Regions from separate parts of the Homo sapiens genome. Here regions 2 and 3 are each linked to region 1. A link is an interaction called in ENCODE POLR2A ChIA-PET data of the cell type or tissue named here. Cell type or tissue: GM12878. All regions are shown on one strand. Each heading gives the region's core, and the rest is flanking DNA. Links, peaks and the distances in the headings are about the cores only. Region 1 overlaps TNFRSF8 (TNF receptor superfamily member 8). Region 2 has its middle 6.2 kb from the start of MIR6729. Region 3 overlaps TNFRSF1B (TNF receptor superfamily member 1B).

The links. Peaks named below come from ENCODE experiments on the same cell type or tissue, not always from the same donor. Only the 100,000 strongest peaks of a DNase experiment are listed, where the experiment ranks them.
Region 2: POLR2A ChIA-PET joins it to region 1 with 6 read pairs; 10 of 35 experiments call an interaction of 5 or more read pairs at or near these places.
Region 3: POLR2A ChIA-PET joins it to region 1 with 6 read pairs; 4 of 35 experiments call an interaction of 5 or more read pairs at or near these places.

What each region holds. Positions count from the first base shown.
Region 1 is chr1:12,085,445-12,090,180 of GRCh38, forward strand. The region is part of intron 2 of TNFRSF8 (TNF receptor superfamily member 8); the gene reads left to right. Among named protein-coding and RNA genes, the nearest start is that of TNFRSF8, 25 kb to the left of the region's middle. RefSeq lists enhancers at 2,196-2,305, 2,326-2,665. In GM12878, for the core only: no CTCF peak of the experiment used is centred there; a DNase peak (open chromatin) is centred at 2,567; H3K27ac peaks cover 2,240 bases.
Region 2 is chr1:12,032,941-12,037,676 of GRCh38, forward strand. It overlaps the pseudogene RN7SL649P. Among named protein-coding and RNA genes, the nearest start is that of MIR6729, 6.2 kb to the left of the region's middle. In GM12878, for the core only: no CTCF peak of the experiment used is centred there; no DNase peak of the experiment used is centred there.
Region 3 is chr1:12,196,731-12,200,730 of GRCh38, forward strand. The region is part of intron 8 of TNFRSF1B (TNF receptor superfamily member 1B); the gene reads left to right. Among named protein-coding and RNA genes, the nearest start is that of MIR4632, 7.0 kb to the left of the region's middle. In GM12878, for the core only: CTCF peaks have their summits at 70 (motif pointing left) and 2,943 (motif pointing left); no DNase peak of the experiment used is centred there; H3K27ac peaks cover 1,356 bases.

The DNA of each region.
Region 1 (4,736 bases), core at 304-4,303:
TCTCGCTATATTGCACAGGCTGGTCTTGAGCTCCTGGGCTCAATTAGTCCTCCTGCCTCAGCCTCCCAAAGCACTGGGATTACAGGCATGAGCCTCCATGCCTGGCCTCTTTGCCGTTCTTGACTGCCCCAGCTCAGGACAGGTGTTTATCCTGGGACAACCTGGACAATAGATTTCTCTGAGACCAGTCTCCCAGACCAGAGCTCCCTTTCTGGAATGTTCCCCCACCCCCAGCACCGTGATTGACTTCTAGTCAATTACCAGGAAATCCTTCTGGAGCTGGGGTGAGTGTTGTTCCTTCCATTTTGTAGATGATGCTTAGGCCCGAGGAGATAAGCAGCTGGAATAGGGTCATGAGGCATTTCTGCCCCTGTGGTTATTATCAAAAGTCCCAAGGCACCACCAGTGGTCTTAGATGGGCGGGGCAGGACATAACGATGCCCTCGTGGTCTCTGACCTCCAGGAACAGAGATTGTCACGGGGACATCAGCCTTTAGCTGTGCCAGCAAGGGTGGGAGGGAGTCTGTGTGTGTCTGGTTCATCATCGCCACTTCTTGCTTTGAGGACAGCAGGCCATTGCAAGTGGGCGGGCATCGTCTGGAGGGCTTCCGACAGTGGGGGCGGAGGGGCCCATCCACCCAGCTGTACTGTCTGGAGGGTGGTGACAGGTTATGGCCATCAGGGCTATTCCACTGGAGCTGCGCGGGAACCCAGGTCAGTCAGTTCCTAGACTTGTGGCCTCAACTCCCCCATGAGATGCAGACCAGGCTCGTGCTCAGGCCACCAAAGGACAGAGGGAAACATTCTTGGAAAGAATTTGATGTTTTTGTATTTGATTTTGATTTGTATTTCCAACAATGATTCAAAGTATTCATTGTATGGGCAAAAGTAGTGGGTTGGATGCTATTGGACTTTCTTGCTTTTATTTTTGGTTTAGTGTTGATTTTGAATGATCTATTAGGTGGGTCCCCTGGTTTTTTCAGTGCTTCACTGGTCGGCCATCCACCCACCCATCCAAGTACCTGCCCCCCTCACCCACCCACCCATCCAAGTACCTGCCCACCCACCCATCTTTTTAACCACTCACCAACCCACCCCTCCCATCCCCTTTCCATTTTTCTTCCCATCTAGCCACTATCCATCCATCCATCTGTATTAGTTTGCTGGGGCTGCCATAACAAAATACTGTAGTCTGGGTGACCTAAACAATAGACATTTATTTCTTACAGTTCTGGAGGCTTGAAGGTCCAAGATCAAGGTTTTTGGAGGATTTGGTTTCTGGTGAGGGCTGTCTTCTTGGCTTGCAGATGGCAGTCTTCTCATGGTGGGAAGATCGATCTCTCTCTCTCTTTCTCTCTCTTTCCCCCTCTTCATATATGCCACCAATCCCCCTGGATTAGGGCCCCATCCTTATGACCTCATTTAACCTTAATTATCTCCTAAAAGTCCTATCTCCAAATACAGTCACACTGGGGTTAGGGTTTCAACACATTTAACATATGAACTTTGTGGGGGACACAATTCAGTCCATAGCACCATCGCCTTCCCATATCCCTCCAATTATCCTCCCATTCACCGCCCCCATCCATACACCCACCCCTCTCCTGGCCATTTTCTCATCTACCTTTCTATCCATCCATCCATCCATCCATCCATCCATCCATCCATCCATCCATCCATCCATCATCCATCCAACAAATTTTTATTTCTCTCTCTCTCTCTTTTTTTTTTTTTTTTTTTTGAGATAGAGTCTGTCTCTGTAGTCCAGGCTGGAGTACGGTGGTGTGATCTTGGCTCACTGGAACCTCCGCCTCCTAGGTTCAAGCAATTCTCTTGCCTCAGCCTCCTGAGTAGCTGGGATTACAGGCATGTGCCACCACACCCAGCTAGTTTTTGTATTTTTAGTAGAGATGGGGTTTCACCGTGTTGGCCAGGCTGGTCTTCAACTCCTGACCTCCAGTGGTCTGCCCGCCTTGGCCTCATAAAGTGCTGGGATTACAGGCATGAGCCACTGTGCCAGGCCTAGTTTCTGGGCCTTTGGACATGCCTGTCCCCATGTGGGATGCCCTCCCCTCCGTCCCTACCTGCTGCAATTCTGGAACCCCTTCCTCCATGAGGCCTTCCCTTGCTAGCCTGATGGTTGGTGGTGGTTCCCACTCAGTTCTCTCAGGGCCCGCTTGCTGTGGTTTTTATCCTCTGGAATGGAGTGGCCCACAGTGTTCTATGACTTTTCATGGGACCCACAATCCCAGCCACAAGGAGAAAGACACTTCCTTCTCATCCTCTTCTGGCCCCTTTGACTCCAGCCTGAAAGGGCCTTGATGGGGAGTGGGTGGAGAGAAAAATGACATCTCAGGTCCCAGGCTCCCTCCACTTAAAAGCTGTGACTTAGGAAGAGGGGGCTCCCTCCTCCCCACTTCCCCTCTCTAAGGCCCAGTGCTGGCTGGGGCTGAATACTCCATATTGGTGTGGTGGGTGGGGCATTTTACTGGTGTTTTATTGACCTTGTGCTTCCGTGTAGCCAGAGAAGAAAAAAGAAAAACCCACAAAAACCCCTTCTTTGATCTCTCGGGGAAATTTCTTGACATTTTGCCTGCCCTGTGCAGCCAGCACTCAGCTGTGTGGCCGGGTTTGCTTGTGGGCGGGTTGGTGGAGGAAGGAAGCTGAGGGACCTTTGAGATTGAAAAATGTAGATGTCATCGAATCCCTCCTTGCACCCAGGCCTGTGATGCCCTCTCCAGCATTCCTGAGAGCAGGTCCCCAGCCCTTTGCTTACATACTCTTGGTGACGGGGAGCTCATTCACTGACTCATAACAATGACCACGATTCATACCGATGGAGCACGCTATGTGCTGGCCACTGTGCTGGGCCCTTTACCGACCTTAAGTTCCTTCAATCCTGATAAGAAATCCAGAGAGGAAACTTGGACACCGAGGGGTTCAGGAATTTGCACAAGGCCACATGCGTATCAGTGGCTCAGCCGGGCCGTGAACATGACCACCGAGTGCAGTCTCCTGAGCTCTTCAACTGTAGTTGATACTGACCCTCAAGGCCTCGAATTTGGGAGGCAGAAGAGTTTACGAGTGAAGAGCTAATGCGGGGGCTACAAAGCCCTTCCTGTTCTCCATCTTCCTGGACTACCCTCTCTTTGTGTGCAGACTCGCTCCCCACAGGAAGGGGTCTCTCCTGCAGATGTTTGAGGCCTGCCCAGGTTCAGGGGAAGGATGTGAGGCCAGGCCAAGTGTTAGGTAGGGAGCATGGCAGGTGTATCCCATCTTGTCCCAGGAGCTGAGGGTTCCTCCGAAGGCTGTGAACAGGAAGGAGGAGGAGGAGGGGGTTTGTGGGTTCCCCCAGCTTCCGCTGCCCTTGGGTAAAGCTCAGCTTTGTGCATGGGCACGCCCATTTGGCATGACAGCTGCTGCCCCTGCCGCCTCCCCCTCCCCCGCCCAGTCCCTCTTCATCCTGGGCTTCAGCTGAGTGTGCTGGGCTCCCCTGTGCCCTCTGACACTGTCCCAGCAGAGCCCCCTCACAGCACCTCCTGGCCCCCCACTGTCCCTGTGTGCTTGACTCACACCTCTGCATTCCTCAGGGTCCACTTAAGTGTAGGCCCTCCCTGACCCCAGCCTGGGCCACAGAGCGAGATTCTATCTCGAAAAAAAAGAGAAATAAACATTTGTTGGATGGATGGAGGGATGGCCCTCCCTGACCCCAAGCCAGCTCAGAGGTCTTGGCTCTGGGCTCTTGGTGCCTCCCATGGTTCCACTTTCCTAACACTCCTTCCATGTGTCATGACTTGTCTATCGTCTTCCTGCAGGATCCCCAGCCCTGACCCCAGGGCTTGGCACATAGTAGAGTCTCAATTTTTGAAAGAATAGGTGAATGAATGAATATGGCTAACTTGCCCCGCATACTCTTCTGTGACAGCCAGCCATTGCCTCACAGGGCCAAGCTTCCATTGTCCCCCTGGCACCTCCCTCTGCTGAAGTCAGACCAGCCTCTCTCTCCTGTCCATCCCACTCGCAGGTACATCCTAGTCTTTTCTTTAAGCCTGAAAAATCCACCAGGGTTCTTTTGTATAGGAGGAAGTATGTGGGCGTGGAAGGGAGGAAATGGAAGGCAGTAGAAGGAAATAGGACTGGCCCAATGCAGCAAGCATTTATTGAGCTCTGTTGGATATAGGGTTATTTGGGGGAGAGAAGGACAAGGTCCTGCCTCCTGGGAGCAACCCACTAGTAGGGGAGGTGACATGCTTATATATATCTGATACTCCAGAGGGTATCTGTGCTAAGATAGTTTCAAAGGAGGAAGAATGGGAGCTTACAGTGAGGAAAAGCCCCTATACCACTGGTCTGCATCCACCCATCCATCCATCCGTTCATCTACACATCCATCTACCCATCCACCCATCTACCCACTCATCCACTCTTCCCTAACCCATCCATCTATCCACCTATCTACCTGCCCATCCACCCTTCCCCATCCATCCATCCATCCATCCATCTACCCATCCACCCATCTACCCACTCACCTACTGTTCCCTAACCCATTCATCTATCTACCCATCTACCCACCCATCCACCTTTCCCCATCCATCTATCTACCCATCCATCTACCCATCCATCCATCTACCCACTCATCCACTCTTCCCTAACCCATCCATCTATCCACCCATCTATCCACCCATCCACCTTTCCCCATCCATCTATCTACCCATCCAACCATCTACCCACTCATC
Region 2 (4,736 bases), core at 333-4,332, 52 kb before region 1:
CCCCTAGGTAGCTGGGACTATAGGCGCGTGCTACCACTCCTGGCTAATTTTTTTGTACTTTTTGTGGAGAAGGGGTTTCACTATGTTACTGAGGCTGGTCTTGAACTCCTGAGATCAAGGGATCTGCCACCTTAGCCTCCCAAAGTGCTGGGATTACAGGCGTGAGCTACCACCTCCGGCCAATAATTCTATTTTTAATTTTTCAAGGAAATGCTATACTGTTTTACTTTCCGACCAGTGATGCACAAGAGTTCCAATTTTTCCTCATCGTCAACAGCACTTGCTATTTTCTGGTTTTTCGGTAGTAGCCATCCTAATGGCTGTGAAGTGTATCTCATTGTGGTTTTTATTAGCATTTCCCTAAGGATTAGTGACGTTGAGCATGTTTTAATATGCTTATTGGTCATTTGTATATTTTAAAAATATTTATTAATAGTTTTTTTTTAACTTAAGTTCAGGAGTACATGTTTATTAGTTTATTTTTAATAGAGACAGGGTCTTGCTATGTTGTCCAGGCCTCAGGCTTTTCCTACCTGGGCCTCCCAAAATGCTGGGATTATAGGCACAAGCCACTGCACCCAGCCTGTTTGTATATCTTCTTTGGAGAAGTCAAGTCCTTTGTCCCATATTTCAGTTGGGCTTGGTTTGTTGTTCCACGTGTAATTTTGAGTCGGAGAACCTGTGGGAGTCAGTGGTTTCTTTAGAAATTCTTTGGCCACAGGGAGAAGATAATTCAAAGCCTTTCTGTCAAACAAAAGTTACAAAATCAGGCTGGGCTTGGTGGCTCACTCCTGTAATCCCAGCACTTTGGGAGGCCGAGGCAGGAGGATCACTTGAGGTCAGGAGTTTGTGACCAGCCTGGCCAACATGGCGAAACCCCGTCTCTACTAAAAATACAAAAATTAGCTGGGGATGGTGATGCACACCTGTAATCCCAGCTACTCGGGAGTCTGAGGCGGAAGAATGGCTTGAACCTGGGAGGCAGAGGTTGCAGTGAGCCGGATCATGCCACTGCACTCCAACCTGGGCGACAGTGATACTCTGTCTCGAAAAAGAAAAAAAAGTTACAAAATTTAGGCCAGGTGCCGTGACTGACCCATATAATCCCAGTACTTTGGGAGGCCAAGGCAGGCTGATCACTTGAGGTCAGGAGTTTGAGACCAGCCTGGCCAATATGGCAAAACCCCATCTCTAGTAAAAAATTTAAAAACTAGCCAGACATGGTGGCACATGCCTGTAATCCCAGCTACTTGGGAGGCAGAGGCATGAGAATCACTTGAACCCAGGAGGCGGAAGTTGCAGTGAGCCGAGATGGTGCCATTGCACTCCAGCTTGGGGTACAGAGCAAGACTCTGTCTCAAAAAAAAAAAAATTACAAAATTTACAAAGCTGAGATCAGCTTACAGATTTAGCCGTGTATAACAGAAGTCCAAAACAGCAACAGCCTAACCCAGAGAGAAATGCTTCTTTTCCATCACCGTACAGGCTGGAATGCTGCCACAGGGCCCATAATGCATCAGGGTGCATGGTTTCTCTGGAAAAACAGTTCTTTTGAAACTTTGGAAGACTTCCAGCTTGCTTGCTTCCAGTAAGTTCCATGCACAAGAACCACAGCCCAAAGTCTGTAGACACTGCGCTGAATGAAACCTGTGGCGCCATAGCCTGAAAGACCCTCTTTGTGTGGCGGCAAATAACTCCTGTCTTCCCACGTACTGACCTCTGCTCTGCCTGTTCCTGGCTATCTCTTCAGAAGGCAGCCTCCTTGGGGCCATCTGGAGCCATCAGCGGGGGTAGGAAGACCACAGCCTGAACCAGATCCTTCCTGCTGGTCGCTTGAGAACTCTTTTTCTTTTTAATTTTTGAGACAGGGTCTGTCGCTTAGGCTAGAGTACAGTGGTGCAATCTCGGCTCACTGCAACGTCCTTGCAAATTCAAGTGATTCTCATGCCTCAGCCTCCCGCGTAGCTGGGATTACAGGCGCCTGCCACCATGCCCGGCTAATTTTTGTATTTTTAATAGAGAAGGGGTTTCTCCATGTTGGCCAGGCTGGTCTCAAACTCCTGGCCTCAAGTAATCCACCTGCCTTGACTTCCCAAAGTGCTGGGATTACAGGCATGAGCCACTGCCCCTGGCCTCCGGAGAACGGCAGGGAGGTGCTTGAGAAAGCCCTGGGCCTGGGGCTGCCTCTCCAGTCACTTCTTAGGACTGATTTCAGCATGGGATACAGGCTTATTCAAGCTGAAGGGGCCCCAAGAATGAAGGTTCCAGGCAGGAGGCCCCTAGAGCAGAGCCCATGTCTTGCAGCTCTCCAGCACCCACACAGTTCCATTTCGTGAATGTCCCCACTACCCTCCCAGGTACTTGCAAGCTGTTCTTAATTCTCCTGGGCCTTTCACCCCTACAACTTGGGGTCACCCTGGATGCTCGTCTTGTCTCCCACCCTTGCCCCATCCATGTCTCAGCTTGGATGTCTCTTCTTTCAAGAGGTCCTCCCTGAACCTCTGGGTTCTCAGATCTGCCCCCGCCATCACACAGCCTGCCTTCCTGCTCTTCTCCAAGGCCCCTGAGTAGTAGTATTAAGTAACTAACGGTGAGATGCATTGCCTAAGCTCTCTCCCCTGCGAGAATTGCAGCTTCCTGAAAACAGAGATGGCATTGTTTTTCTTCATTGAAATAGTTTTGTATTGTACTTTTTCAAAAGTACTGGCTGAACTGTGTTCCAGAATTTGGCTTTTCCCTCTAGCCTGGTTTCTTACCTGCCTTGTGAAGGTTACTGGACAAATGCTTTCATTTCTCTGCATGAAAGGACCCTGGTGGTTGGGCACACTCCTGATACACCTTACATGCACCCCCTCTCCCATACTGATAGCATTCTTTTCTTTTTTTGTGCCTTCTGAGTATGTACTGTAAATCCCAAAGGAAAAAGGCAAGATCACCTACTTCTCCCAAAACTAGTGTCTTGTGTTGGTCATTTAGAAATAAGAACAAAGATCTGACTCCTCCATTGCCTGCACCACGGCTTAGAACCATGACCCTGGCCAGGCAGCGGCCTGAAGTTTGTCTTCTTGGACCTAACCATGCTGGAGACAGTCAGCTGAGGACGTGAGAAAAGGCAGAAGCTCAAATCCAGCCTGGGCAACATAGCAAGACCCCATCTCTCTTAAAAAAAAAAAAAAAAAAAAAAGGCCGGGCACAGTGGCTCATGCCTGTAATCCCAGCACTTTGGGAGGCCAAGGCGGGCGGATCATGAGGTCAGGAGATCGAGACCATCCTGGCTAATATGGTGAAACCCCGTCTCTAATAAAAAATACAAAAGAATTAGCCGGGCATGGTGGCGGGCACCTGTAGTCCCAGCTTCTCCGGAGGCTGTGGCAGGAGAATAGTGTGAACCCGGGAAGTGGAGCTTGCAGTGAGCCAAGATCGCGCCACTGCACTCCAGCCTGGGCGACAGAGCGAGACTCCGTCTCAGAAAAAGAAAAAAGAGGCTGGGCATGGTGGTTCACATCTGTAATCCCAGAACTTTGAGAGGCTGAGGCGGGTGGATCACTTGAGGTCAGGAGTTTGAGACCAGCCTGGCCAACATGGTGAAACCCTGTCTCTATGAAAAATACAAAAATTAGCTGGGCATATTGGCAAGCACCTATAATCCCAGCTACTCAGGAGGTTGAGCTATGAGAATCACTTGAACTTGGGAGGCGGAGGTTGCAGCAAGCTAAGATCGCGCTATTGCACTCCAGCCTGGGTGACAGAGTGAGACTCCGCCTCAAAAAATAAAAATAATTAAAATAAGAGCTTTTTTAGAGGCAGGTTCTTGCCCTTGCCCAGGCTGGAGCACAGTGGCTATTTACCCCACTGCTGATCAGCACTGGAGTTTTGACCTGCTCTATTTCCAACCTGAGCTGGTTTAACCCTCCTTAGGCAACCTGGTTTCAAGGAGGTCACCATATTGATGCTCAAGTTAGTGCAGACACCCCATCAGCATAGGGCACCAAAGCCCCGAACTGGGCACAAGTGATCCTCCCGCCTCAGCCTCCTGAATAGGTGAGACAACTGGCGAGCACCACCACACCTAACAAGGCAGGGAGATGGATTCCTCAATAGAAAGGTGTGGAGCTGGCCGGGTGCGCTGGCTCCCACCTGTAATTCCAGCACTTTGGGAGGCTGAGGTGGGCGGATCACGAGGTCATGAGATCGAGACCATCCTGGCCAACATGGTGAAACCTCGTCTCTACTAAAAATACAAAAATTAGCTGGGTGTGGTGGCGTGTGCCTGTAGTCCCAGCCATTCGGGAGGCTGAGGCAGGAGAATCGCTTGAACCTGGGGGGTGGAGCTTGCAGGGAGCCGAGATCGCACCACTGCACTCCAGCCTGGGCGACAGAGTGAGACTCTGTCTCAGAAAAAAAAAAAAGAAAAAAAAAATGTGTAGAGCTGATGAATGCTCTCCAACTGGAACCCAACTCCTTGATATGGTCTGTAATGCCTCCACCATTCCCCCACTCACTCATTCATTCACCAGCCACGTGTTCGACTCCTCCTGTGTGCTAGGCACTGTTCTAGGCTCTGCAGATGCGGCAGTGAAGCAGACAACACTAGCACCCACAGCCACAGGAGCCTGCCCCCTGGAGCTTCCCTGCTGCTGGGTGGGGGGGCTGCAGTCTGAAATAAGCCAGTAAACAGAAAATGTGTCAGGTGGTGGGAAGTGCTGGGAAGAAAACCAGAGCAGCCCGACCACGCT
Region 3 (4,000 bases), core at 1-4,000, 110 kb after region 1:
GCGAGCGAGTTTCACTGCTCCCTTTCTCCAGCTTCAATTCAGTGACACTGACGGTTGCCGCCTGGTGGCGTGCGTAGAGCAGGTGTCTCCCCCAAGCTCTTCCGCAGCAGCCCAGCTGTCACCTTCCCTTTCCCCACCAAGCGTTTCCCAATCCTCTGTGCACTGAAGATGTCCTGGGTGTGGCCTAGCAGCCTCTGCTTCCCTTTTCCATTTTTTTTTTCTTTCTTTCTTTTTTTTTTTTTGAGACAGCTATGTCGCCCAGGCTGCAGTGCAGTGGCGCCCTCTTGGCTCACTGCAGCCTCCGCCTCCCGGGTTCGAGTGGTCATCCCACCTCAGCCTCCCAAGTAGATGGGACTATGGGCATGCGCCACCATGCCTGGCTAATTTTTATATTTTTAGTAGAGACGGGGTTTTGCCATGTTGGCCAGGCTGGTCTCAAACCCCTGACCTCAAGTGATCTGCCCACCTCGGTCTCCCAAAGTACTGGGATGAGAGGCATAAGCCACCACGCCTGGCCCCTTTCCTTTCACTGTTGCTCTCAGTGTTCACTGAATGTGAGTGACTCAAGTATCTGTTGAGTGCCCCAGTGGTGTGTCTAGTGCAGAAAAAAACCCCCAAACCCTGATTTGTGGTGTTTGCTAATTTCTGTGGTATAAACACTCACACTGTAGCCAGTTTCCAACTCCCAAGACCTTCCTGAATATGGAGTTGGGAGGAAATCTGCACAGGCCTGAGCTTATCCCAGCACAGCCCTGGCTGAGCCCTGCCAGGCTCTTTGTGACTGAGTCCCCACGCATCCCTGTGGGGCAGGGAGCATCATCACCCCCATTTTACAGAGGAGGAAACTGAGACTCTGGGAGGTTCCATTTTTCCTGTAGGATTAGATCATTAGGTGAGTGGCATAGCCCAGGTTTGAATCAGGTTTATGCCTGTGTCCCACGCTACTCCTCAACCAGCAGCTACTCCTGATAAGAGGCCAGTGGAGAGTCCTCTTGAGCTGGGCTGCTGGGCTTAGAGTGTGGACTCAGCACCCACCTGCTCCTCCTGCCACAGAAAGAACGTCCAGGGCATGGGAGACAGTGGCGTTCCTTTGTTTAGAAAACACCAACATGTGGCCGGGCGCCATGGCTCACGCCTGTAATCCCAGCACTTTGGGAGGCCGAGGGGGGCGGATCACGAGGTCAGGAGATCGAGACCATCCTGGCTAACACAGTGAAACCCCATCTCTACTAAAAATAAAAAAAATTAGCCGGGCGTGGTGGCGGGCGCCCGTAGTCCCAGCTACTCCGGAGGCTGAGGCAGAATAGCGTGAACCCGGGAGGTGGAGCTTGCAGTGTACTGAGATCGCACCACTGCACTCCAGCCTGGGCGATAGAGCGAGACTCCATCTCAAAAAAAAAAAAAAAAAAAACCAATATGTGAGCTTACCCACAATCACCCCCATGGACACGGACACACTCATGCACGGACCCACGTCTGATAACAGGTGCGAACATTTATCGGGTGTTGAACGGATGCCAGGCACTGTGCCCAGCGTTCTTTATTCTCACAGCCATGCTGCCACACGCAGGCAGTATGATTCTTGTCCCCCATTATATGGCCCAAGAATCATGGGCCCAGAGAAGTTAGTAACTTTCCCAGTGTGGCACAGCTAATGATCACGGCCTGGGACACGAACCTAGGAGTGTCTCTCCTCGCCACCCCAGCGCACACACTCACTACGTCACTCACAGATATGCACACATGCCCCCAACATAGACACACGTGTGCACGCTTCACACCCTCACGCCTGTAGACACAGGTGTGTGAGCCTTGTGAACACACAAACAGACGGACACAGCAGGAACCTGGAGGACCTGGCCCGTGGCTCTGCTGGGTCTCTGCTTCTGCCCAGCAGGGCTGGGCCAGGAGGGGCCGGGAGCTGAGGGTGCTGGCTGGCTGGCTGGCTGGCTGGAATTCTGTTTTTTTTTTTTTTTTTGAGAAAGAGTCTTGCTTTGTCGCCCAGGCTGGAGTGCAGTGGCACAATCTTGGCTCACTGCAAGCTCCGCCTCCCGGGTTCACACCATTCTCCTGCCTCAGCCTCCCAAGTAGCTGGGACTACAGGCACCCACCAGCTCGCCCAGCTAATTTTTTGTATTTTTAGTAGAGACGGGGTTTCACCTTGTTAGCCAGGATGGTCTCAATCTCCTGACCTCGTGATTCGGTGACCACCTCGGCCTCCCAAAGTGCTGGGATTACAGGTGTGAGCCACTGCGCCCGGCCCTGGGATCCTGTGTTTTGAATGAGGCTCCTCAGTACTCGGCTCTACTGGGGTCCCAGCCCAAGGAATAGGACTCAGCCTGCTTCTGTGCCACCTGGGGCTGCTTGAACTTTGCGACTTGTGGCTTGGGAGGAGGGAGGTGGCCGTGACCTTTGGGGGTTTTTGTTCTGCCTGGCTGTAGCCACCAGCAGAGGGGGTGGGGCACAGGCCAGAAAAACCCCTTTTGTGGGGTTGTGAGGAGTGACAATTGGCTGCTTCTCCTCCCCTTCCAGGCTCAGAGCAGGGCTGGGGGGCAGTTGTGGGCAGTGACCAGGGTCAGACCACCTGGGCGGAGGTTCAGCATGAACTTGCAATGCCCTCCATCTCTCCAAAACTGGGGGACCCAGCCCAGGGAGGGTGTGGGGGTTCCTGGGGAAGCTGGTCTAGGCTTCTGCTCCTGCCACGGACCAGCTGTGTGATGCTGGGCACAGGATGCACTTTCTCTGGGCCTCCGTGGCCTCTTGGGGATGGCTTGCACGAGATCCCTCCAGTCCTGAGTGAGAGGCTGTGGCCTTGGGGAATTAAGGGTGCAGGTGGCGCTCAGGTGTCCGAGAAGCCATGGGAGCCGGGGGCTGCAGGGATTGGACAGAGAGGACCCTGGTACTCGCATCTGTTCTCAGACCACATCTGGAATTGTAGCTCCCTCTGGAGGGAGGCAGGAGGTCTCAGCCTTTCTTGGGGGGCGGTGGCACCTGCGCTGCTCGCTCCACCCCTGCTCTCACCTCCCGCTGCAGTGCTGGCGAGCCCCATCAGCCCTTCACTCATCTCTACCCTCCTTCTTTCTGCCTGGGACACTTGTTTTCATCCTGGGCAGGCCAGGGGCCAGGGCAGCTGTTGGGAATGTGGCCTGTGCCATCTCCTTTTTTGCTGGGATCAGAAAACAATCGCTTAGAATTCCAAGGCAAGGGTGTGAGCGCCTGGCCAGCCAGTGGGAACAGACAACAGCCTGGGAGAGGAATTTCCAGCCTCTCTTCAGTGTGCGTGTCTGGAAATGGGGACCTTGCCTTGAGCCTCCAGAGTTGAAACCCCAGACACCCAGGAAAGGCCCTTTGGGATTTAGCCCAGCCACAGTATGTCCTAACCGTGACCTTGGGCAAGTAACTCAATCTCTCCGTGCCTCAGTTTCCACAAAGCAAGGATAACACTGGGTTGTTGGAAGAATCAATATAGATATTGTCTGGAGGGATGTAGGTACAGTGCATGGCATTGGGTGGCACTCAAATGTCAGCTAATAATATTATTATTATTCTACGGGAAGAAGACATCAGGGGAAGTTGCAGAGCAGCCTGTGGGCGGACTCTGGAACAAGAGGCTGAGGCAGTGCAGCAGAGGGTCTCAGACGTGAGCGCTCTCTGCCCCGGAATGATTGACTGAGCGCAAAGGTCTGCACGCTTTCTCTGTAAAGGGCCAGATGGTAGGAATTTCAGGCTTTGTGGACTGTATGGTCTCAGTGACAGCTACTCAAACCTGCCTCTGTAGCAAGAAAGCAGCTACATGCATAGACAGCACACACCCAACTGAGAGTGGTGTGTTCCTATCTAATTGTGCTACTGGACACCCAAACTTGAGCTTCCCACCATTCCATGTGCCGCAAATTATTCTTTTTTTTTGAGATGGAGTTTCACTCTTGTTGCCCAGCCTGGAGTGCAGTGGCTCGATCTCGCCTCACCACAACCTCTGCCTCCCAGGTTCAAGCGATTC